6 separate regions of the Homo sapiens genome follow, and regions 1, 3, 4, 5 and 6 are each linked to region 2. Evidence: read pairs that join two places in POLR2A ChIA-PET (ENCODE). Cell type or tissue: MCF 10A. All regions are shown on one strand. Region 1 overlaps RNF220 (ring finger protein 220). Region 2 overlaps RNF220 (ring finger protein 220). Region 3 overlaps RNF220 (ring finger protein 220). Region 4 overlaps RNF220 (ring finger protein 220). Region 5 overlaps RNF220 (ring finger protein 220). Region 6 overlaps RNF220 (ring finger protein 220).

Evidence for each region. Peaks named below come from ENCODE experiments on the same cell type or tissue, not always from the same donor. Only the 100,000 strongest peaks of a DNase experiment are listed, where the experiment ranks them.
Region 1: POLR2A ChIA-PET joins it to region 2 with 11 read pairs; 3 of 35 experiments call an interaction of 5 or more read pairs at or near these places.
Region 3: POLR2A ChIA-PET joins it to region 2 with 22 read pairs; 4 of 35 experiments call an interaction of 5 or more read pairs at or near these places.
Region 4: POLR2A ChIA-PET joins it to region 2 with 19 read pairs; 5 of 35 experiments call an interaction of 5 or more read pairs at or near these places.
Region 5: POLR2A ChIA-PET joins it to region 2 with 17 read pairs; 4 of 35 experiments call an interaction of 5 or more read pairs at or near these places.
Region 6: POLR2A ChIA-PET joins it to region 2 with 25 read pairs; 2 of 35 experiments call an interaction of 5 or more read pairs at or near these places.

What each region holds. Positions count from the first base shown.
Region 1 is chr1:44,436,846-44,440,845 of GRCh38, reverse strand. All of the region lies in intron 2 of RNF220 (ring finger protein 220), which reads right to left. Among named protein-coding and RNA genes, the nearest start is that of RNF220, 34 kb to the right of the region's middle. RefSeq lists an enhancer at 3,992-4,000. In MCF 10A, no CTCF peak of the experiment used is centred here; no DNase peak of the experiment used is centred here.
Region 2 is chr1:44,551,952-44,555,951 of GRCh38, reverse strand. The region is part of intron 2 of RNF220 (ring finger protein 220); the gene reads right to left. Among named protein-coding and RNA genes, the nearest start is that of MIR5584, 8.5 kb to the right of the region's middle. In MCF 10A, no CTCF peak of the experiment used is centred here; DNase peaks (open chromatin) are centred at 1,081, 2,011 and 2,981.
Region 3 is chr1:44,484,046-44,488,045 of GRCh38, reverse strand. All of the region lies in intron 2 of RNF220 (ring finger protein 220), which reads right to left. Among named protein-coding and RNA genes, the nearest start is that of MIR5584, 59 kb to the left of the region's middle. RefSeq lists enhancers at 2,776-3,654, 3,655-4,000. In MCF 10A, no CTCF peak of the experiment used is centred here; DNase peaks (open chromatin) are centred at 2,205, 2,685, 3,445 and 3,705.
Region 4 is chr1:44,444,716-44,448,715 of GRCh38, reverse strand. All of the region lies in intron 2 of RNF220 (ring finger protein 220), which reads right to left. Among named protein-coding and RNA genes, the nearest start is that of RNF220, 41 kb to the right of the region's middle. In MCF 10A, no CTCF peak of the experiment used is centred here; no DNase peak of the experiment used is centred here.
Region 5 is chr1:44,630,113-44,634,112 of GRCh38, reverse strand. RNF220 (ring finger protein 220) reads right to left here. Exons shown (of 15, transcript NM_018150.4): 6 at 1,728-1,770. Among named protein-coding and RNA genes, the nearest start is that of SNORD145, 39 kb to the left of the region's middle. RefSeq lists enhancers at 800-1,347, 1,417-1,506, 2,117-2,206, 1,897-2,444, 2,537-2,636 and a silencer at 1,777-2,086. In MCF 10A, no CTCF peak of the experiment used is centred here; DNase peaks (open chromatin) are centred at 1,782 and 2,162.
Region 6 is chr1:44,421,972-44,425,971 of GRCh38, reverse strand. All of the region lies in intron 2 of RNF220 (ring finger protein 220), which reads right to left. Among named protein-coding and RNA genes, the nearest start is that of RNF220, 19 kb to the right of the region's middle. In MCF 10A, no CTCF peak of the experiment used is centred here; a DNase peak (open chromatin) is centred at 2,171.

The DNA.
Region 1 (4,000 bases), 120 kb after region 2:
GAAAGCTCTGCTCTAAGCTCTTTTACTTCCATGCTGGGTCCCAAGCTCACCCATGATTAATACTGCCTCAACAGAAAAAGCATCAAGTTGAGAAGGTGTCTGTTCTTAGTCAGAATTCTTTCCATCCTGATCTAAGAGATCACTGGGTAGAGCTTTCTGAAGTCTGCTGGAGTGACAAAAAGGGAAGAGCACAGATTTTTGGCATCAGACAGGTCTGTCTTTGAATCCCAGCTCTGCCACTAACTAGCTGTATATTGGTCAAATGTCTTAAATTCTCTGAGTCTCAGCTGCACTATATAAAATGGAGACAATGTCTACCTGCAGGGCTGTTAAACAGTAAATTTTAAATTTATTTCCTCTTTACTTTCTCTGTAATAGCAACTGGCTAGGAACATTAGCCCCAATGCCAGGGTCAGCTTTGACTAAGTCCCTCCATTCTTTGCCATGTCCTCTTCATCTTTTGCCACTCTCCACCCTTGCACACTGCATACCTGGCTAGAGTGAACCCTTTTCAGTTCCCTGAATGCATCAAGCTCTTTCTGGACAGAGCTGTCCAACAGAACCCTCTGCAATGATGAAAAGGTTCAGTACCTGCTCTGTCCAATATAGTAGCCACTAGTCACATGTGGGTAGTCAGCCTTTGAGCTGTAGCTGATGGGACTGATGAAATAAAAATTTAATTTTATTTAATTTTAATTAATTTAGATGTAAATATACCCACATGGCCAGTGGCTACCATGACTTATAGTTCTAGACTGTAAGTCTTTGCATTTGCTACTTACCTGCGTGAAATGTATTTCCCCACTCTTCACCTAGCTAACTTCTACTCAGTCACAAAACCTTAACTTGAGCATCTGTTCCTCCAGGATGCATATCCTGTGTCCCTGGATCAGTTAGGTTTCCCTTTTGTTCCCGTCTCTAGCATCTACACTTCTCTTATCTCACTCATCACATTTTATTTCAACGACTGGTCTGTCTGTATTTTCCACTAGCTGTAAACCCTATGGCCCTCCTCTGTCAGGTCTTGGTACCTCTCATCTTCCCTTTGAGTGGACATCCACAGGAACTTAGGATCTAGATTTTTTTTCCAAAACTGGGGACTATCTTTGAGATAACTACTGCACATTTGAATAGCTTTAGGGATTCATTAGAAGTGGCCTTACAGCTTTCTAAGGATAAGCCAAAAGGGAAAAAAAAATGATAAAATGCCTTGTTAAAAAGTAAAAACTTAAGGCTATTCTGGACACACTGCCTATGGGGTAGCCCTGCTCCACAAGGCATAAAACTAAATAAAATAAAATAAAAATAAATAAAAACAAATAACAACAACAACAAAAAGCTCCACCACCCTAAAGTACCAAGACAAATGATAAACTGAAAAAAAATGCAACAAATATTATAGATTAAAAAAGATTAATATCCTTCCTATTAAAAAGAGCTCTTAAAATCAATTAGAAAAAGATGGAAACCCTGTAAAGGACATGGATAAGCAATTCAAAAAAGAAGATAAACTAATCCCAATAAGTGTTTTAAAAAATGTTTAGCTTCACTAGTAACTAAAGAAATACAGATTAAATAAATAAGAAACCATTTTGTCTACTAAATTGCCAAAGATTAAAAATATTTATCATAATGTGTTGATAACAGCATAAAGAAAAAGGTAATCCGGCAAGCGGCATAAAGATTTAAATATGCCTACCTTTTTATCTAACATTTCTACTTTCGAGAATATATCCTAAGAAAATGATCAGACGCTTGACAAAAGTAAATTCACAAAGATGTTCTCTGTAATGTTGTTTCTAATATTGAAAAGCTGGAAACATCCTAATTAGACAACCAGAGATTGGTTAAATAAAATGTAATGCATCCCTGCAATGGAATACTAAGCTTTTAAGAGTAGTGATGGTGATGGAGATTTATGTTGACATACAGTAGTATCTGTAATAAATGAAAAAGTGAAAAAGAAAGTAACAAATCAGCATTTGGTATGACCCTACTTATATCAAAACACACTGATCTACTTATTATCTACTCATTAAAAGGAAGCTGGAATGATACATACCAAAATACTAATGATTTTTGTCTATGTGTTTTATTCTCTTTCTCCTCTAAAAATCATGGCAGATAGCCAGCGGGAGGTTGTCCATAGGATTCTCTGGTATAGGGTTTTTGTCTCCTTAAATGGGTCACAGGCCACCTAAGAAACATCCAGTACTAGGTTCCCTGGCTGATGTAGCTGTAAGCTCAATGGGAGCCTAGACCTTACCTGTATTATTCATTACTGTATCCGGAGGGCCTAAAATTGCCTGGCACCTAGTAGGTATTCAATAAGTACTCGAATTAATGAATCGTACCAGAGTACCAATTTTACTTAATGATAGGCATATTAAAACATTATTTTGACAAAGTAAAACTGAAGTACAGACCGGACACAGTGGCTTACTCCTATAATCCCAGCACTTTGGGAGGTCAAGGAAGGAAGATCGCTTGAGCCCAGGAGTTTGAGACTAGCCTGGGCAACATTGTGAGACTCCATCTCTACAAAAAAATTTTTTTAATTAGTCAGGTGTAAGGGTGTGTGCCTGTAGTCCCAGCTACTTGGGAGGCTGAAGTGTGAGGATCACTTGAGCCCAGGAGTCTGAGGCTGCAGTGAGCCACAATCACAACACTGCACTCCAGCCTGGGTGACTGAGCAAAATGCTGTCTCAAAAACAAAAAAACAAACTAAAGTACAAAATTTACAAAAATTTAAGCTAAAAACAAGACTTCTAATAGTTGATCCTTTGTATACACGATTGCAATGCTGGAGGGCAGAAGTTAGTTTTCTTCTATATGTGTATTTTCCCAGAAGAGTTTGAGAAACAGTAAGTTAGTGTCTCTGTTTAAGGCCTTTCCCAACCCCTCATGAGGCCAGGTATTACAATCTTTAATTTACAGATGAGAAAATGAAGGTTCAGTGGTTGCAAGATCACACAGTTACACAGTGGATTGAATCAGGATTCAAATCCAGGCCTGTCTGTCTCCAGAACTCATCTGTGGTTTTGAGAGGTTGAAAGCAAGACAATGAAAAGGACATTGCAGATCATGACAGCTACTGTCTGCACTTCCTAACAAGTCACCATCCCTTACCCCTGAGCTCCCAGGTCTAAGAGGTGCTTTTTCTTAACCCTTAGAGAATCCAGAGGACGATTTGTCACCAGGGTTATTAGCATTTCTCCCTGGATATCGACAGCTTGTCTTTCCTCCCTCCAACCAGTGACTGATTTCTTCAAATGCTCGCCAAATACAGCCCAAGTCACCATGGTAAATGTATTGACAGACTCATATTAACAGCTACTGAGCATTTACAGGGTTGTAAGTTATGCGGGGTGGGGTGGGGGAAGATAAGAAAAATCACAGGGAAATAAAACAAGTTCAATCAGCAGTGACAATTATTTATTTAAAAGCTGCTGGTTGGAACAGTTTTTAGAATATATTTTAATTGCTAATTATGGTTTCTAACAGGAGAGTGGCCTCAATCAGAATTGCTCCTCCTTAAAGCTAATCATTAATATTTTAGCGGCTTGGCTCAGAAACTGTGCTCATGCAGTTGGCCCACCCACAGCTGTGTCTATGCAATCGACTTTAGCTTTAGCTGCTCACTTGGAAACAGAAAGTCTACCGCATTGGTTGGTTTGCTATGCCACTCCCAAAGCGTGCTATTCCATTTGCCATAAGGCAGTAGTAGTCTTCTAAATACTTACTTCTCTGAAGATTGAGGCTCGTTCAATAAGCAAAATTGTGCTCTAAGCCACCCAAACAACTGTCAGTTTTTCAAAGGAATGACCTATCTTTTCTAAGTTAATTTACACCTTTTACTGGGGGACATAAGTGTTGCCTTAGGCAAGATAGAGAATCCTGAAGAGTTTGTTTTCAGTTTCTAATTCCCTGGGCACTTCTGTGTGAACTTCATAACAAATAAGGTCAGCTTCCAGGCCCAGGGAGGTGCCAGGGGTAAACA
Region 2 (4,000 bases):
CACAAAGGAGGAGACAATTAACGACATCAAGGAAGGCTTCAAGAAGGGTGTATCACTTTAGCTGGGTCTTGAAAGATTAGTAGGAGTTCAACAGGCAGATGAAGGCATAGAAGACATTCTAAGCAAAGGGAAAGCTATATGCCCAGTCACAGAGGTAAAAATAAATTGGTACATTCAGGCCAGGCGCGGTGGCTCACGCCTGTAATCTCAGCACTTTGGGAGGCCGAGGCAGGCGAATCATGAGGTCAGGAGATCGAGACCATCCTGGCTAACACGGTGAAACCCTGTCTCTACTAAAAAATAGAAAAAATTAGCTAGGCATGGTGGCAGGCGCCTGTAGTCCCAGCTACTCCAGAGGCTGAGGCAGGAGAATGGCGTGAACCCGGGAGGCGGAGCTTGCAGTGAGCCAAGATCATGCCACTGCACTCCAGCCTGGGTGACAGAGCGAGACTCCATCTCAAAAAACTTAAAGTAAATAAATACATAAATTGGTACGTTCAGTATAGCTGGAATTTAGGGTATGCATAGAGGCCATAGGAACTGAGACTGGGCAGGTAGGTGGGGTCAGATCATACAAAGTTGAAAGCCGGGTGGAGTGGCTCACCCCTGTAATCCCAGCACTTTGGGAGGCCAAGGCAGGAGAATCGCTTGAGTCCAGGAGTTCGAGACATTCCTGAACAACAAAGTGAGATCCTGTCTCTACAAAATGTCAAAAACTTAGCTAGGCGTGGTGTCGTGTGCCTGTGGTTCCAACTACACAGGAGGTTGAGGTAGGAGAATGGCCTGAGCCCAGGAGGTGGAGGCTGCAGTGAGCTGTGTTATGCCACTGCACTCCAGCCTGGGCAACAGAGTGAGACCCTGTCTCAAAAAAGAGTTTGAGTGCTATGCTAAGGAGACTGGAGTTGATCCTATAGGCAAAAATGAGCCATTGAAGAAAGTTAAGCAAGGGGTAAGACATGACTGGATTTACATGCTAGAAATATCACTCTTGAAACAGTGTGGAGGAGGAATTAAGGAATCAGAATTGTGGGCAGGGAGACTAGTAAGGAAGCTATTGCAAAAATCTAAGAGGAGGGACAAAGACAGGTCTGAACTAGAACAACCAAGCAGTGGAGATAAAAAGGAAGAGACCAAAAAACGAGTGAAAAGGTGGGTGGTGAAGGTGAGCTGGGAGGGCCGTTGCCTTCTACCTGCTTGCTATGAAATTCCAGCTGGAACTCAGACTGGCTCCCCACCTGGCTGCATGCAAGGAACTGCTCTGATGCAGGGCACTGGGTTCCCAAGCCCCACAGGTTTGCTTCAGATGATTTCTAGGGAAAGGGTAGATCTTCCTGACCCTCCATTCTCTTCTCAGCTGATTCCAAGTCCCAGATCAATGGGATCCCCTTCAGCCCAACTGTTTCCTGTCCTTGGGTCTGACATTGGAGCTTTTTTCTCCAGGACAGAGAGCTTTATTGAGTATGAATACATCAGAGAGCACAATCTTGAAATTCCTGCCAGGATTCCTATTCTGTCTCAGCTTGGGATCCAGTTCTAGGCTAGGGGAGTAAGACAGCAAAGGAGTAAGGGTAGGCGAGAAGGACATGTCCTAAGCAGTGGCAAGCATTCCTCAATTTTTTTGCCCAAGTCCCTCCTCAATGCCTACCAGGCTGCCAGCTCCCAAATTCTGGGCTTTGCCTCTTTAATGGCTCTTGCTCTCTGTCCTGGGTGAAGCCTGAGTGGATAAGAAGACCCAGCCCTCCTCATCTCCATCCTTCCTCCATTCCTGGGGGCAGGGGCCAGAGAGATATCTGTTCGCTTCTGCAGATACACACATCACCCTTCTCCATTCTGTTCTGTGCCCTGAAAGCTGATTTCTGTCTTCTGCCCCAACAACCAAGCTTGCTTGCCTTCAGGATTCCTATGGGGTTTGACACATGGAGGACATTAGAGAACGAGAGGAGAGAAGCAGTTGGGGTGAGTATTGCCCTGGCTCCTTCTCTGCCAGCCAAGGGTTAGCATTCCTTTCCTGAAAGTCACAGCTCCTCCTGCAGCCGTGGTCATAGCCGCAGTTCTTCCTGGGTGCTGGTATATGCTCCTTCAATCCCAGGGGTAGTAACAGCTCCCCTGTCGTTGCTAGCTCTGAAGTACTTCACCTTCTCTTTATAAATCGTCCTTTCCTTAAACTTTCCTTTGTTACCCCATTCGTGGGCCTCTGTTTCTTGCTAGAACACTGACTAGTATAGCAGGCATTCTCAGAGATGGGACACTAACTGGACCATATATTTATTCCAGAAAGTTTTCATCAGTCTTATCCTACTTTGTCTACCATGAGTCTTTCAATACTAAGTGCCTCCTCCTGTTGATGGGCAGAGTGTAGAGAAACCAAACAGCAATTGAATCCCACGCCCTTGGCCTAGGCAGCTTCTCATAGCCACTAGGGGTTCATTTCTACAGGTTTGCAGAGAGTACAACAATGAAAAAGAAGTCATCTCGTTTTTAGTGAGAGAGAAACTGAGACTCAGAGAATGTCAGGACTGGGTAGCTGGATGCCATGAAGCATTCATTCATTCATTCATTCATTCATTCATTCATTCATTCTTATACTCAGCAAATATTTGTAGGGCACTTATCATGTTCAAGATACTATGCTAGTCACCATGGATACCACAAGCAATAAACAAAATATAATCCTGATGTCACTAAGAACACAATTTTGTTGGAGAGACCGACAAGCAGGGAGGCAATTACAAGAAGATAACCTTATTAGAAGAGTGGGTATGAGGAGTGCTGTGGAAATACACAAAAGTGGCACCTATCCTACTCTTGTGGGGTGGACAGAAGAAAGCTTCCCAGAGGAAATGAGTCTAAGCTAAGATCTGAAGGAAATCTTGGAGTTGACAGGGGGAGGAAGAGATAGGGAGAAGAAGAAGGGAACAGTATGTGCAAAGAGAGGAGCTGGAACACAGTGCCTTGGGAAAAGGAAAGTAACTCAGCACGGCTGGAATTTGTAGCTCAAGGCGGGGCGTGGTGAGAGATTAGGCTGGAAAAGTGGTAGAGATCAGATGACATGTGGTCTTCTAGGCTGCATTAAGAAGTTTAGAGGCCGGGCGCAGTGGCTCACGCCTGTAATCCCAGCACTTTGGGAGGCCAAGGCGGGCGGATCACGAGGTCAAGAGATCGAGGCCATCCTGGCTAACAAGGTGAAACCCCGTCTCCACTAAATATACAAAAATTAGCCGGGCGTGGTGGCGGGTGCCCGTAGTCCCAGCTACTCGGGAGGCTGAGGCAGGAGAATGGCGTGAACCCGGGAGGCGGAGCTTGCAGGGAGCCGAGATTGCGCAACTGCACTCCAGCCTGGGTGACAGAGCAAGACTCTGTCTCAAAAAAAAAAAAAAAAAAAAAAGAAGAAGTTTAGAATAGCAGGGAGCCATTGATGGGTTTTTGTTGTTGTTGTTGTTTGTCTGTTTGTTTTTTGAGACAAGGTCTTGCTCTGTTGCCCAGGCTGGAGCGCAGTGGCACAATCATGGCTCACTGCAGACTTGACCTCCGAGGCTCCTACCTCAGCCTGCCAAGTATCTGGGACTTGTATGTGCTGCCACATCTGGCTAGCTTTTTCTATTTTTTTTGTAGAGGTGGGGTCTCACTCCTGTTGCCCAGGCTGGTCTTGAACTCCTAGGCTCAAGCAATCCTCCCAAAGTGCTGGACTTACAGGCACGAGCCGCCACACCCAGCAGGAGTTTCATTTTCATTCATGATGGACACATCTGAGACAGCCTAAAGGAGGCCATTGTGAGGATCTGGAGTTTTCCTGCTCACAAGTTCTGAGCCTGCTGCGGAGCCTTTTTGAAATAGTCTTAGATGAGGCTTATAGGACCCAACCAAGTAGCCTCTATACTCCAGTTTCAGTAGCCTGCTGTCCACGGTTTGGTGGCATATACCAGGCACTAGAGGGGCAATGGCTTCCACTGGCACACATCAAATGACTTCCAGCTTGGAGTCAGGCCCTCAGAGGAGGTGG
Region 3 (4,000 bases), 68 kb after region 2:
GTGGGCTGTGATCATGCCACTGCACTCCAGCCTGGGTGAAAGGGCAAGACTCTGTCTCAAAAAAAAAAAAATCGCAGTGCCAAAAGGCTACCACTCTAAGATACTCCTATTACTAAAGTGAGCAGGTCCCTAGTTTATTTATTTTTATATTTATTTATTTATTTTTGATACAGAGTCTCACTCTGTCACCCAGGCTGGAGTGCAGTGGTGCAATCTCGGCTCACTGCAACCTCCACCTCCCAGGTTCAAGCAATTCTCCTGCCTCAGTCTCCTGAGTAGCTGGGATTACAGGTGTGTGCCACCATGCTCAGCTAATTTTTGTATTATTATTATTGTTATTATTATTATTATTATTATTATTATTATTATTATTTTAGTAGAGATGGGGTTTCACCATGTTGGCCAGGCTGGTCTCAAACTCCTCACCTCAAGTGATCCATCCTCCTCAGCCTCCCAAAGTGCTGGGATTACAGGTGGGAGCCACCATGCTCGGCCCACGTCCCTACTTTATAACTCAAACAAACAAGGATGCCCAGGGGCTTCTCTCCCTTTATCTCCATCCTAAATTTTGAGACTTTACTCTCAAAACCCAAATTCTGCAAAAGGGTCACAAATCAGGGTATAGTCCTTACTTCTGTTGCAGCAACCACCATTTTATTTTATTTTTTATTTTTTAAAATTATTTATTTATTTATTTATTTATTTATTTTTGAGACAGAGTCTCGATCTGTCACCCAGGCTGGAGTGCAATGGCGCAATCTCAGCTCACTGCAACCTCTGCCTCCCAGGTTCAAGTGATTCTCCTGCTTCAGCCCCTCAAGTAGCTGAGACTACAGGCATGCACCACCATGCCTGGCTAATTTTTCTATTTTTGGTAGAGGCAGGGTTTCACCATGTTGGCCAGGCTGGTCTCGAGCTCCTGATCTCAGATGATCTGCCCGCCTCAGCCTCCCAAAGTGCTGGGATTACAGGTGTGAGCCACCGCACCTGGATGACAATTTTTAAACCGTCCTTCTAATTCTAACACACAACCTGGGCTAAAGCAGTTTGCTGCTGTTAATTGTGTTACTTATAATAATAGTTAACATTTATTGAGCACTTGCTGTTTGCCAGGCATTGTTCTAGGCTTTTTGCATGGATTATCTTATTTATTCCTTAGAACAACCCTAGAGGTGGATAATATTATTGCCAATTTCATTTGGTAGATTGTGAAGATTGACTCCTGGAGACATTGGCTCAACTTCCCAAGTCCACACAGCTAGGAGGTGGTGGTGGAGCTAAGATTTGAACCCAGGCAGTCAAGCTTCCCAGCCCACTCTTAGCCATGAAGCTCCATGGCTTCCCAAGTGGGCTTTACCGTTCAACAGACACATGGACGTGTCATGGAACAGCTCTTCTGGAATGGCCCTAGGTAGGTATTGCTGAAGACTATTCTATACTGTGATGCTTATTTTTCCTAACCAACCATTTTGATAAAAAACCAGCCTGATTTATTTGGCCCTGGGTCCATAGATCAATGTTAATCTGCATGTTGGTTTAAGCTCTCACTAGTAACCTTGGAGAGAGAGAAAAGAAGAAGAAAAATGAGGCCAAAATTCATTTTAAATTTTAAAGTTATTTTTAAAAAGAAAGATGACGGGGGAAGAGAACATATGTCTGTCTCTTGAAAGGAATGAGCCTCTGTCTATTGCCCGTGATTTTCTCTGACTTTGAAGCTCTGGCCCCTGCTGGAGCCTCTGAGCTCTCTCAGCCTATGTGCTCCTGTTAAAGGTGATGAGGACAAAATTGGGACAGGTCGCCCAAAGGCCCCCCCCTTTCACTTTGTTCTGGGCGAATGCTCTTTCTGAACATTCTCAGCTTTAGCTAAGCAAGGAAAGGGCAGCCCCTATTTCATAAGAAGAAAGGAAGACGGTCTGGGAGACTGTTCCTTCCCCAAGTATTCAGAGAGTTGCTGAATAATAGGGAGAAAAGAGTCAGAGAAAGGACAAAAAAATAAAAAAGTAAAAATAAATAAAAAATAAAATGACACAGCATAGCTCTAAGCCCTCTCCTATCAGGTTTTACAGAGGGGCAATAGATTTTCTTCATTGCCAGTCCTGACTTATCACAGCCTTGTTTTTAATGAGGTATAATAAGGGGAACATTTTGTAACAACACGGTTCCCCTATTTTATCCCGCAAACAGCTGTGTCATGCTTGTGGCTGGAAGAATGAATCATATCTCTGCCTGCATATGCTAACTCCCATGTAATTACCCCAGCATCTTAAATAAAGCAGGCCCTAAACCTGTCGCTCACATTACAAGCAAACGGTGCAGACCTCGTAACTGGGGCCTCTATTATTACAATTAATTTATCACAGAAGCGACTGAGATTAGAGGCTAGAATTAAAACCCAGAGCATGGAGAGTCACCGCAGTGACACTGAAAAACAGGCTCTTGAGAGGTGGCTGGCTCCAGCGGCTGCCTGACTAATGCCTTTCCTGGGGAAAAACGGCCTTAGTTGGATTTTGTTTTCTTTATATTTTTCCCACTCGAAGATTTTACTACAGTGATTTCGGTGCCTCTCTTGATTCAAAATGATGTTGGAAAAATTCTACCTGCTACTTAACCAGAACCCTGAGCAGGAGTCACTGTTTTCTCATTCTTACACAACCACTGTCTCTCCATAGGAACAATCCCGGGAGACCTCCCATTTGTTTTTGTTATTAGAAAGGAATTTCTCATGACATCAGTTTGTTTCCTTTCAGGGCGCAGGAGATTGGGGGGAGGGAGAGAATAGTCTAGAGCATTTGCCTCAAATATAAAATGCTGTTTGCATCTCTTCAGGCAGGGGTTTCTCAGCCAGGGTTCCTCAACTGAGCCACAAAGACAGAACAATTACCTAAGCAACTCTTTTCTTTTCTTTGTTTTTTGATGGAGTCTCGATCTGTTGCCCAGGCTAGAGTGCAGTGGCACGATCTCAGCTCACTGTAACCTCCGCCTCCCGGGTTCAAGTGATTCTCAGCCTCCCAAGTAGCTGGGACTACAGGCACGTGCCACCATGCCCAGCTAATTTTTTGTATTTTTACTAGAAATGGGGTTTCATCGTGTTAGCCAGGATGGCCTCGATCTCCTGACCTTGTGATCCACCTGCCTTGGCCTCCCGAAGTGCTGGGATTACAGGCGTGAGCCACCGTGCCCGGCTGTCAGAGCAACTATTTTCTTAGTTCTCCCAAGGATAGTACAACTTGTACATCTAGACTGTACAATCCAGATGCATAGGAGAGAAATTCATTAATTACAGTCAATGGCTTAGGGCATTCGTGCTTACCATGGTTGAAAAAGGTTGAAGAGAGACAATCAGATTGACCCAGTTACAGCAATACCGAGGGACCCCACCTGAGAACCCTCCTCCAGATGTGAGTCAGCTCCCATTCTGTTCAAAACAGTTCTTACTCAGCCCCTGGTGCCCAGCCTCCTTTCGTTCATGGAGTGGCCTCTGCCAGTCCTCCCACCTAAAGCCCCAAGTACGTGCTATGTCTCCAGACACGGCCACAGGGGGATCCTGTGGCTGTTGCCTTCGTACTCACTGGTGCTCAGCAGTCTACTGTCTTTGTCAGTTCTACCCACTGTGCGGCAGTTTGCTATGTGCTCACTTCTTCCTCTTCTTCCTGGGCACACAGCTCGACTGCATTCCCAGCCTCCCTCGCAGTTAGATAGGAATTCCACTCACTGGATCGTAGGTGGAGGTGATGTAAGCCATTTCCCCTGGGCCAATAAAAGTCTCCTACTTGACCCTTCATGCTCTTTTTTTTCTTCTATGCCAGTTACAGCATCCAGCAGGGGGATCCTGAACCCTAGGGGACGGCTCAACCTGAATTCCAAAGGCACCGCTATGTGACTGCCTTCTAAAAAGGATTTGTTGGATGTAGTCATTAGCCTACCCTAATAAACCCTGAAAATGAGATGCCTCGACCCCACCTCAGGAGGCTCTACAGCTTGTGAAGAACAAGGAAGGAAG
Region 4 (4,000 bases), 110 kb after region 2:
GACACTAAATTTCTTTGTATTCCCCTTGTTATAGGTCTCAAGACATGTTTGTTGATTAAATGCTTGAGAAGTTTCCTAAATCTCAAGGAAACCAAGTGTAGACAGTCTTCATTTCTGTTACTATCTAAAAGTCTATAAAAGCATCAAGGTTTCAAACCAAATAAGATTTTTCATCAGTGTCATCAAGGTTAATTGCAGGCATCAGAAAGTTGCAGCTTGGAGCAGCAGGTTGGCTGCAAGAAGGCTTGTGCCACATGATATTGCCCTTATCAAATTTATCAAAGACCAGAGTCTGGCCCTCAGCCTTGCTAGTCCAGAAACTCAATCCTGTCAGAGTCCAGAGAACCCAGGCAGGCACATGCATCTAAGTCTGAAAAAAACTGAAGTATAAAACCAGAATGTCGATTTACTTATTTATTTTTTGAGACGGAGTCTTGCTGTCAACTCAGGCTGCAGTGCGGCAATCTCGGCTCACTGCAACCTCTGCCTCGCAGGTTCGAGCGATTCTCGTGCCTCGGCCTCCCAAGTAGCTGGGATTACAAGCGCACACCACCACACCCAGCTAATTTTTGTATTTTTAGTAGAGACAGAGTTTTGCCATGTTGGCCAGGCTGGTCTCAAACTCCTGACCTCAAGTGACCCGTCCACCTTGGCCTCCCAAAGTGCTGGGATTACAGGCGTGACACTGCCCGGCCAATGTCAGTTTATTAATATACTAAAGGGAATGTGACTGTCAGGAAAATCAGATGTTTGCATCCACCATCATCTCCCCGTAGCTAAGCGACGCGCAAAGCTGTTACCAGGAGTGTACAGTAAGCCCAGAAGGCAGGGACTTAGAAATAGGATTAGAACACTGAACAGCACAGGCAGCATGAAGCAGGGGCAGAGCATCAGCTTTGGAACCAGAGAGGCCTGGACACACATAGAATTATTCACGTCCCAGCAGAGTGGCAGTGGGCAAGTCACTCACCTTCTCTAAACTCCGGTTTTTAAAGGGTGAATAATACTTCACTGGCTTATGGTGAGGGTTAAATGAGATAATGCATAAAATGCTAAACCAGTCCCTGTCATGTGATACATATTCATCTCCATACCACACATTCATCCATGGCGGCTACATATTCATCTCCATACCAGGGACACACCTGTTAGTGGTTCAAGTCAGCTTTTACAACATCCTTTGCTCTGAACAAAACTAGGGCAGGCAAGACTGGAAGCAAAAGACCATTTAGAAGGGTGCTAAATAATCCAGAACATAGATGCTAGTGACTTAAAATAGGGCTGTAGCGGGGAGAACAGAGATATGTATATAGATTTGAAAGATATTTAGGGGGTAGGTACTATCTTGGCTGTTTTACGTAATTATTTATTGTCCTGACAGCAATTTGTAAAGTAGGTGCCTATTTTTTAGATGAAAGTCAGAGATATTAAGCAACTAGCTCAGGATCACAGGGCAATGACTGAACTGCTATATGAATCACAGCTGGTGTGACTCCAAAGCCTCTCTTCTTCCTACAAACAAAATATACTGCTGTACATATCGTTCTCAACAAGATGTCAATTGTCAGGAATATAGTAATTTCTTAACACTAATAATTAAAGTATTGAACTTTAGAAAAATGATTTGCTTTTTTAGGAAATAAAATGTGGAGCAGATCAAGGTTATCACTATAATAATTAATTTCACTATTGCTCATTTCCATTACAATACATCTTCTTAAGGGAGAGATAGAAAGAAGTGGAGGTAGAGCTCATGGACCAGAAATTATGCATCGCTGCAGGTGTGTCTATGAAACAGTGTTATCTGCGTAACTTCACCCATTATGCCTTATTGAAAACAGTTTAAGAATGGTTACTCCAGCTGGGCATGGTGGCTCACGCCTGTAATCCCAGCACTTTGGGAGGCCGAGGTGGGCAGATCACGAGGTCAGGAGTTTGAGATCAGCCTGGCCAGCATGGTGAAACCCCGTCTCTACTAAAAATACAAAAATTAGCTGGGCGTGGTGGCATGTGCCTGTAATCCCAGCTACTTGGGAGGCTGAGGCAGGAGAATTGCTTGAACCCGGAGGTGGAGGTTGCAGTGAGCCGAGATCACGCCACTGCACTCCAGCCTGGGTGACAGAGCAAGACTCCATCTCAAAAAAAAAAAAAAAAAGGTTACTCCAAGGAACGGCCCGGTCCCTCTTTTTGAGCAAAGACAGTCTTAGCTGAAACATCTATAAGATTTCACTTTAACAGTGACAAGCTCTTCAGACTGCAGACATAGGTGCTAAGCAAATCATACTCTCTCTAGCAGAATTTTTATTTTCCCAGTCACGTTCACACACAAATTACAGTTCACTGCAAAACTTAATTTTTTAGATGAAAGACAATACCATATAACAGATTTGAGCTTCTTTTCTATATGAACTGACAAGTTAGGCTTTCCCCACTTTTACCCCTTACTTTTTAACCGAAGCATAAAACATTACGTTTGTTCTTATAAAATTTTACTTTGAACTAGTTTGAGCCTAAGATTTCATCTTCATGAGATGGATGTAAACCAGCTTTTTTTTCTCTGCAAAGTTAATACTCATGTTTTTATGTTCCTACTCCAAATACTGCTTAAAGCAATTGTGATTTTCAGAAGTTTTTCATAAGTTATTAATTCACTAGACAAATGTTACCACATGCCACCCAAGTACCAGGCTCCTCAAGGAATTTACAGTCTAATAAGGAAAACAGATTGGCACCCAATCATACCCAATACCAGTAATAACATTAATAACAATTACTACTATTTATCATATCCTGCTCTGTGCCAGACACTGTGCTAGGCGCAAGAACAAAAAGATGATGAAGCAATTCCTCTACCTTCAAGGGGCTTCCCATGGCTTGAAAGGACTCATGTATAATATGATGGAAGAGGCAGGCATATTAACCAATAAATGCAATAAACAGGTGCCTTGCTAGAAATAAAGACAGTGTGTTTCGTAGAATACAAGATGGAGGGATTGAGGCGGGATAAGAAGGAGAGTTGGTAAAGGTTTTATAGAGGAGCGGACCTTTGAGTTGAGTTTCAGAAGATGTGCAGGTATTCTCCCAATTAAGAGTAAAGGGAAGAAAAAGGGTAACCATGGCAAATGCAAGTGTAAAACAATTTTATGTGTTTAAGGAGCAACAAGCATTGGTAGAGATGGGGGTTACAGTAAAGAAGGGGGAGGGAGTTGAGAGGATCTAGCAAGAGCCGGAGTAAGAAATTAGAGAGTAGATGATCAAGGATCTCACAGCCCATGTTGTCCTTCTCTTAACTTCAAGGGCAATGGAGAGTCATTGAAGGGTTTTAGGGACGGGAATTACAACAACAGGGTTTCTCTTAGAACTCTGGTAGCTATGAAGACGATGGAATCAAAGTGTTTGAGACTGGAGATACAGAGATCAGTTAGAATATATATTTATAGGAGATATTAATGAGTTGTAATAGTTGAACAGAAGAAATACTAAGCCTACATGAAGAAATTAGGAAAGAGACAACCCAACAGAAAAATGAACAAAACATTGAACAGGCACTTCACCAAAGAGAACATTTAAATGGCCAATAAACATATGAAAAGGTGCTCTAGCTTATCAGTAACCACGGGAATGTAGACAAAAACTAAATTTATATATCCAGAAAGATGATTAAATATTAAAAGGTCTGACAATATCAAGTACTAGTGGGAACATGAAACAACAAAAATTCTTATATACTGCTAAAAATAGAACAAATTGGTAGAACCTCTTGGGAATACAGTTTGACATTAGCTAGTAAAGTTGAAGAAACACTTTCCCCAGGAGGCAGCAATTCTACTCTTGGGTCTCTACCCTCAGGAAACTCAGGCCCTGTACACCAGGATACACATAAAAATGTTTATAGCAGCATTTTTCATAAGAACCAAAGAATTATAAATAACCCAAATGTATATCACCATCAGAATGGATATAGAAATCAAGGTAGGCCGGGCATGGTGGCCCACTCCTG
Region 5 (4,000 bases), 78 kb before region 2:
CAAAACAGAGCAACCCCAGAAAGACCCAAACCAAAAGGAAAGCTACCATCCTGCCAGAACTGGGCATGGAGTTTGAGGAAACTTGGTCTGTAGCCCAGTCCATCTCTTCACTTTCCTGTGTCTTCACTATAGGTGACATGACTGTGTCCTAGTGCCTCACTTGACTTTGTGGACACAGATCGAGAACTCTTCATTTTGGCTGCCCTAACTCTTGGAATCTCAGACTTAGGTAGCCTTGACACTCTAGAGCCAGGGCTGGGATGGAGAATGGACGTGAAACATCAGAAAGGCATTGAGCAAAGGACCCTGAGAGTTCTAGAAGTGTAGTAAGGAGCAGTGTGCCAACACAAAGCTTCCTCCCTACCATGCCTACACCAAGGGAATGCCTCCCTGGGGAAGAAGGTGCTGATGATACCACAATGTTCAATGACTAAGGAAACGAATCTCATGGAATGGTCAAGAAAGGCACAATACTGGATGCGCTCCTTGCTCAGGACACACAGGCCAGCAGATGATCCCTTGTTGTCCCTGGAAAGCACCCCAATGGACTGGGCTTCATCTGCAAATTCTCAGAGAAGGAAGGCAGGTTTGGTTTTCACCTTCCCATTCATCTTCTAAATCCTGAATTAAGCTTACCAAAGTGTGGTAGGGAAAGTTCTGTTCTCTATCCAGAGGCTACGTACGAGTAGGAAGAATCAAAGCATTTGCCAAGGAGGTAGCATGGCATGGTTGGAGAAACACGGGCTTTGGTGGGAAACAAACTTCAATTGAATCATGGCTCAGTTACATCCCAGCTGTGTACTTTTAAACAAACCACTTTCACCTCTCAGAGCCTGTTTTCTTATTCACAAAAGGTGTGTAATACTCTTCTCAGAGGCGTTGTGAGAATGGTGCTTAACATGGCGCCAGCCCATCATGAATTTCTCCCTTTTCCAGACTAGGGCTCAGCCTGGCAGCAGAAACCAAGTGATAAGAGCTGGGGATCTTGAACTCCATGGCCTCTCTCACTTACCAGCTGACCCAGAGACCCTAAACCCCTTACAGCCACCCCCCAGATACCACACCCCAGTAAGCACAAAAAGCTAGGATCATTCAATTGTATTCAGCAAACAGGAATGCTCCAGAGGTTTGAATCCAAAAGGGGGGCTGCTAGGTAGTGCATACACGGCCTGCTTTCAGAGAAGGCCTCTAAGAGCTGTCGAGCCCACGCTGATCACCTTTGTGAAATGTGGGCCGACTGATAACTCAAAGAGCCCTGGGATGAGTTAGTTCCTGTTGCCGTGGGAACTCCAGATCTCACTGTATTGTCAAGTCTCAGCAGAGGGGCTGTATTCACACTACTGGGCACTGATTAAAAACTGGAAGAAAAACATTCTCAGCGCCCTGCAGGTTTGTATAGTGAGGTCCCAGCAGTTTGCAAATTCAAAGCTGAGCTCCCGAGTAGAATTGTGTAGCTCGTTCCTCATTCTCCGGCACTTATTGCCCCCCCAGGGTTCTTCAGGGCCTTTAGAGAGGTTTGGGCAAGAGCTGGGCGCCATACCTCCATTAGACAGACGGGGAAACTGAGAGCGGCAGCTTTGGTTTGCACATACTCAGGCGCCGTGACTGCGAAGAAGCCAACGGGCCCCAGAGTCGAAGAGACCCAGGCAAGCCAGGAGCGGCAGGCAGTGAGGGAGGGAGGGAGGAGGCCGGGGGTGGGGCGGAGGGAGGGGCCGGGCAGGACTCACCATTCAGTCGGGTCTGCCGGTTGGCTCGTACTCGCAGAAAGGTCTGGGAGAAGATCGCGGGCAGATGCAAGAAAAGAAAAGAGAGCGTCAGGCGCGGCCTGCAGTCCTGGCCCCCGCCCCAGCACCGGACCCCCGACCAAAGCTGCTCCGCCCCAAACAGCCCGTAAACAAACCTACTTCCTCCCTCCCGCCGGCCCCTCTGCTCCTCCGGCCGCTCCGGGCTCTCGGCATAGCCGCCGGGCGCTGCTCTAACGGGACCCCGTGGCCGCTGCGCGGTGCCGCCCCAGCCCTGGCCTCCGGCGCTCTGGGCCCCACGGCCGCCCGGCCGGCGAGGGCGGCGATGCGGGCGGATTCCCCGTGGCTGCCCGGCGGCGGCGGCACTTCAGCTCCAAGCGGCGGCGGCGGCCATGTTGGCCCTAATCACGTGATCTGCCGCCGTCGCGCGCTGGGGGTGAAAGTTCACAATGCGGCGGGGGCGGCCGGACAGAGACCAGGAAGCTGCCGTTTGTACTCGGGTAGCAACCGGCAGAAGCCTCCCCGGGGTCCCTCCCACCGCCCGTGAAGCCTACCCACCCAATCTTTAGCGGCTGCGAAGTCCTTCCACCCCACTCCACGACCCCTCCCGCTGCGGGGCTCCTTCCGCCCCATCGCCCGGCCCCGGCTCCCGCCTCCTGTGCCTGCCTTTCTCGCGGCTGCCCTTAGGGCAGAGGCATCGCGTTGGGTGCTTTACAGGGGACAAGGCGTCCGAATTCCCTATCGCCTGTGGGCGATCCCCGCCCAACCCCTAGGCCATCCAGTTCTGTTATCAGAGGACTCCCAACATGTCAGCTGTCTGCTGCACGGCCCCTGGAGCTCCCATAGGCACTGCATACCCACACGGCCAACATGGCCAACATGGAACTCAGTATCCTCCAAACAGAGGCCTTCCTCTTGGGTTCCCTGTTCATAAGAGGAAGCCACTATCTACTCAGGTGTGCCCACAGAAGAAAGTTGAGAGTCGTCCTGGACCCCACTTTCTCCATCCCTCACACTCAATCCTTTTCTAGATCCTGAAAGTGTACATTGAAAGGTCGCTAATTTTCTCATCTCCACCTCTGTATCTCCTACTCATCCTTCCAGGTCTAACTGAAAAATAGCTTTGCCTTGTGTAAGAGTACATTCATCTCTGCGCCGTTATCATCGCTTGTGAAGTTTTTATCAGTGGACTGACCACTTCAGGGTTGGGGCCGTGTGTGAATTATTTGGGTGAACCCAGAGCCCAGCATGGCACTGGGCAAAGGCAAGTCAGCCCTGAGTTGTTCTTCCATGGTTGTACCTACCTTGGTTGTCGTTGTGCTCCAGTCATACATAATCTTACGAGCTCTCGAAATTTGCAGCTGTTCCCGTCTCATCTTTTGGTCTCTAGCTTCTCTCTCTGCAACCCATCCTCCACACTACACACAATGTGATCTTTCTATTGGACAAAATTAACCCTCTCCTTCTTTAAATCCTTCAGTGGTTCTCCATCAAGGCATATAGGCCTTCCCTGTCTGCCTTGCCAGACTCTTCTCTCACTCCTATTCTCTCCCTTTACATTCCTGACACTCAGCTTTGCAGAGCTAACTAGCTCTTTGAGCACTCCATGCTCTGCACTCCAGGCCAGAGAGCCTCCATGCCCTCCAGTATCCCTTGCTTGGTTAACTGTTGTTCATCCTTCAGGACTCTGGCAAGACTTAGTTTTGTCCCCCAAGCCTGGGTTTGATGCCTCCTCTGAGTTTTCAGTTCCACTGCTTCTCTTTGATCATGTATATTTTGATTGTTTGTTTACATATCTGTCCCTTGTACTTGGAAGGTCATCTCTAGCCATTTACCCAGCACAGCGTCTTGCATGAAGGAGACACCAGTGGGAACGGGAGAAAGACTTTATGAGATAAGCCCTGAGCCCAGTGATGGGTTGGGAAACAATCTCGGATTTAGGGCCAGACAGACTCAAGTTCAAGTCCTAATTCTGTTACTTACAATTTATGTGTTCTTAGAAGAGTCACCTCTTTCTAGGCCTGTTTCCTTGGTAATAGACTGGGCATGATGAATACAGTTGCTATGAGGTTTAAGTGAGGTAATGATAAAGAGGGTTAGTTAGTCAGCAGGGGCTAAGTAAATGAGAATTCAAACCAGAAACCAAGGCTCATGCCTTTAATCTTAGCACTTTGGAAAGCCAATGCAGGAGGATTGCTTGAGCCCAGGAGTTCAAGACCAGCCTGGGCAATATAGTGAGACCCTGTCTCTATGAAAAA
Region 6 (4,000 bases), 130 kb after region 2:
TGCGGTCGGTCTCAGGGAACACAGACTGTCTTCTGTAGCTCAGCTTCAAGGAGGGAATGGCATGTCAGAGGGCTCCCTCTAGGTTGAACACTCAGGCATTTCATAAACTATTTTAGCCCCCAAAGACCATTTTGCTCTTGAGACAGACGTAGATAGACATCTTGCATGTACCTATGTGTATGTGAGGGTATGGCATTTATACGGTTACTTTTAGATTACAAAACACATCTGGATTATCTATTTACTCAGCAACCCTGTAGGGTAGGGCAGGGATTATCTACCATCTCCCATTTTATATATGAGGAGCTGGGGCTCAGAGAAACAGAGACTTACCCAGCATCACACGGCTAGTAAATGACAGGCCCAGAGCTTCTGACTGTGCTGTTGCCCTATTGCTGAACCGTTCCTCTATTTCTAGTCACCACCTCCCACTTGTAAACATGCCAGGAGGTGCCCAGTGTTGTGGTGGATCCTGTGTGGCCCTTCAGACTATGTCCAAGTGAGTAGAGCCAGCTGGCAACTCTGCAAACTCAGCAGAAGAAACAGTGATCCTGGGTTCATTTACTTTAACAACAAGTATTTACCAAGCTAGGCACTACGTGAGGGGACACGCTAGATGGAGTCACATAGGGAGACAGACATGGGCCCATGGGAGAGGCACAATTAAGCAAATAATTACAATTTAATGTGATGAGTGTTTTTAAAGGGGGAATTATGTTGGGGGAAAAATACCATCCCCAACTCCATAAGCAAAGTTGACGAGAGCATCCCCTACTGTGCAGGTACCCAAAACCCCCTGAACCTCTCAGAGCAAGCCCCTAGTCACGGCTCACTGAACCTTCTACCCGGTGGCAGCTGCCCCCTGGAAGGGTTAAAGCTTAAAGCAGAAAGCCAATCTGCAGGTGTTGGTGACTAATTCTGACACTGACAGATTCCTCTAACCCTCCAACTTTTATTTCTTTACAAATGAGCATTTGAATGAAAGCTCAAGGGTTGCGGAAGAGGACAGAGGAGGCTGGCAAAGCATACACACCAAACCCTCTCCAGCCCCTTCTCGGCAGAGCAACAGCAGTGAGAAGATAAGCGGGCTGGAGCCCAAGGGGCACCGCAGCGCACACCGGCCTCCCTCACATCTGGCCAAGCACCTCCAGACCCTCCGCTGGGCCACCTCATCATAATAATATTGCACCAAGAAGGGGAGGTCTGGGCACATACAGTCACTTGATCAGCAATAAGACAGGCAGAGGGAGGCAATCCGAGGAGGAGCAGTGGCAGAGGGGGAGCCGGGACAGGTGGACAGATCCTCCCCAAGACAGGAGACTGGATGAGGAAGGTACTGTTTGTGAGCAGATGCTGGGTCTTCACCCTTCCCCTGCCTGCCCAGACTCCTCAGTGGGTTTCCATCCTCTCCTTTCCTCCCCACTAGTCCTCACTCCCCTTTCTGCAAGGCCAAACACCTCGGTGAAACCTTCCCCCGAGACTTTCACCCTAGATGAGTGATTCCTAAACCTTAAGGAAAACAAGAATCACCTAGGATGGCTACTTGCTGAATACACAGTTTTTAGGCTGTATTCCTTGTGATTCTGAAGATGAAGTCTAGTGTGGGCCCTGGGAATCTGCATTATAAATAACATTCTTCACCCCACCCCCATCCCTGTCCCCATCCTCCACTATCACCAGCACAAGTGATCTGAAACAGGCAGTCCTTAGATCACATTCTGGGAAAGCCAGCCTCAGGGATGACTCTCTCTCTCTCTTGAAATCCTAGTGCCCTTACTGTCTGTTATTTTACATTATCATTTCTTTTTCATATATACAGTTTAGCTACTCACCTTAACCATAAGGCTGTCAAGAAGAGGAAGTATCATCTCCTACTTCTTTGATTCCCTTGCAAACAGCACCGAGCACAACGCTCTACACACAGGAGCTCAGGAAATGTTCGTGGATGTAGAGCGATGATGAAGATAAGAGGCCAGGGAAGGAAAACCACAGCGGGGATGGTGGAGTACAGAGGCCCCGCCTGGAAGGAACTGTTTTTAGCATGCCGACGTGTGCCAGGCTAGAACAACGGTTTGCTTCGCTTTCTTTTTTTCCTTCTTCAATACTCTTGGCACTACATGCCTAACCTCCCTCGCGAAAGTCAAGCCTGAGCAATGCACCTCCCAGAGGAAACTTTGCCAAGAAACTCTGCCAAGAATCCCGGGTGCTATGTGGCTTAGTTTAACGGCCAAGCGAGTACTCTAGGCCCTGAGACCTGTCACGTTTCCGGGTAGGGCAAAGGATAGAGCTAAGCCTGAACTTTAGTAAAAAGATGAGGACCCTTAATCTAACTCACTAAACATCAGCAGGGCAATGGCCCTCCTTCATTCAGCAAATATTTCCAGAGTATCTACTCTGTGCCAAGCATGGTTCTGGGTGCTCATGGGTCCTCTGGTGGTTAAGATAGCATATGTTATCAGAAAGCATTTTCTAGTGACATATCTTTAGAAAGTTACTTTAAAAGCAGGACCCTAGATGATGATGAGCCTCAGAGCCACATAAGCACCAAATGGATATTCTCAAGAATGCCTGGTTATAGGATGAAGTGCTATAGACATCCAAGGTCAGGTCTCAGGCCCTGCCAGGGAACAATTCTATTCTCACTTCACTGTGAGCAATCCTTGGCAATTCTGGAGTTCTTTCTTCCACTCTCAGATACTACAGTTTGTCCAAAAAAGCCAACTGCTACCCCTAGCTCCTTTGAATAAATAACTCCTTCTTGATTTTCAGATATCAGCGTAAAGGTCACTTGCTCCAGAAAGCTATCCCTGACTCTTAGACAAGATTAGATGCTCCAACTTCTAAGTCTCATGGCATGTTATATTTCCCCTATGACAGCACTTTTCGCAGCATCCTACAATTGCTAACTAAACTTTGAAGTCCAGTAAGGCAGGGGCTATAATCTATCTTGCACATCAGTCTATTCCCAGTACCTCGCATGGTGCCTGGAACAATGTAGGTATGCAGTAAATACAGCTGAATGATTAAACCAATGAGTGCATCACATTTGACCAATGATATGGCAACTGAGTCATGTCTCACATACTCTGCGACAGTTTTATCCACTGCCACCAACAAACAGCTAAGATGAAGCAGTACTATTCCTTCTGTGGGACCAGTATCTTATGGAGGTAAAACTGGGGCTCACAGCAGCACCCCAGTACAGACTCCAGGAGGCACTTCCCACGATCAAAGATGGATTCAATACTACAGAGTCAATATAATGTCCTCAAGAGCCTGAGAGCTATTCTGGCCATGAGCAACAGACTTGAGTTTCTTACAAGTCACTCAACTTCTCATAGGCTCAGCTTTCTCATGAAGAGGACAGTGGGTACTTCAGCAGCAGGCACTCACTTTAAATAAAGAAGAAATGACAATAAAAATCTCCCCATACCATGATGGTAAGTTAGAAGGAGAAGGCAGCATTTGCAATGAAGCATCTCTGTGGTTAGGAAAGGGTTAAACCCATGTCTGGGTTCTTTTCCCCGTAAATCAGCCTTGACTGCTGCTCAGTCTGAATGAAGCCCCACCAGGTTGGCCTGTCAGGAAGGAAGCCCATGCGTCCAGACTTTTGTTGTTCTAAGGATTTTTTTTTTTAATTTTACTGCTCAGGAAGGAAGCTGAAGCCTAGGCCCTAACTGCAGTCCTGCTGATTCCTCAGCCGAGCATGCGCCACTGCCCTTACCACTCCAGCGACCTCTCAGACTCCGCTCCTTTTCTAGAATTCCTTCTGAACCATGATTTTGGCATTTGGACCTAAATCCCAGACTTTCTCCTTCAAGAACCAAAAATTAAGAACATTCAGCATTTCCCTTCCTACCTAGTACACACCTTTGTGACTATATGTGGGAAGGGCTGAGGACAGAGAGGGAGGAGAATTGGGTGCTGCATGACCTTCAGTGACACTTTACTTCCAAAGGTGAGCTGAACCCTTCCTTTAAATGGAGCCATGAAGGAGTTG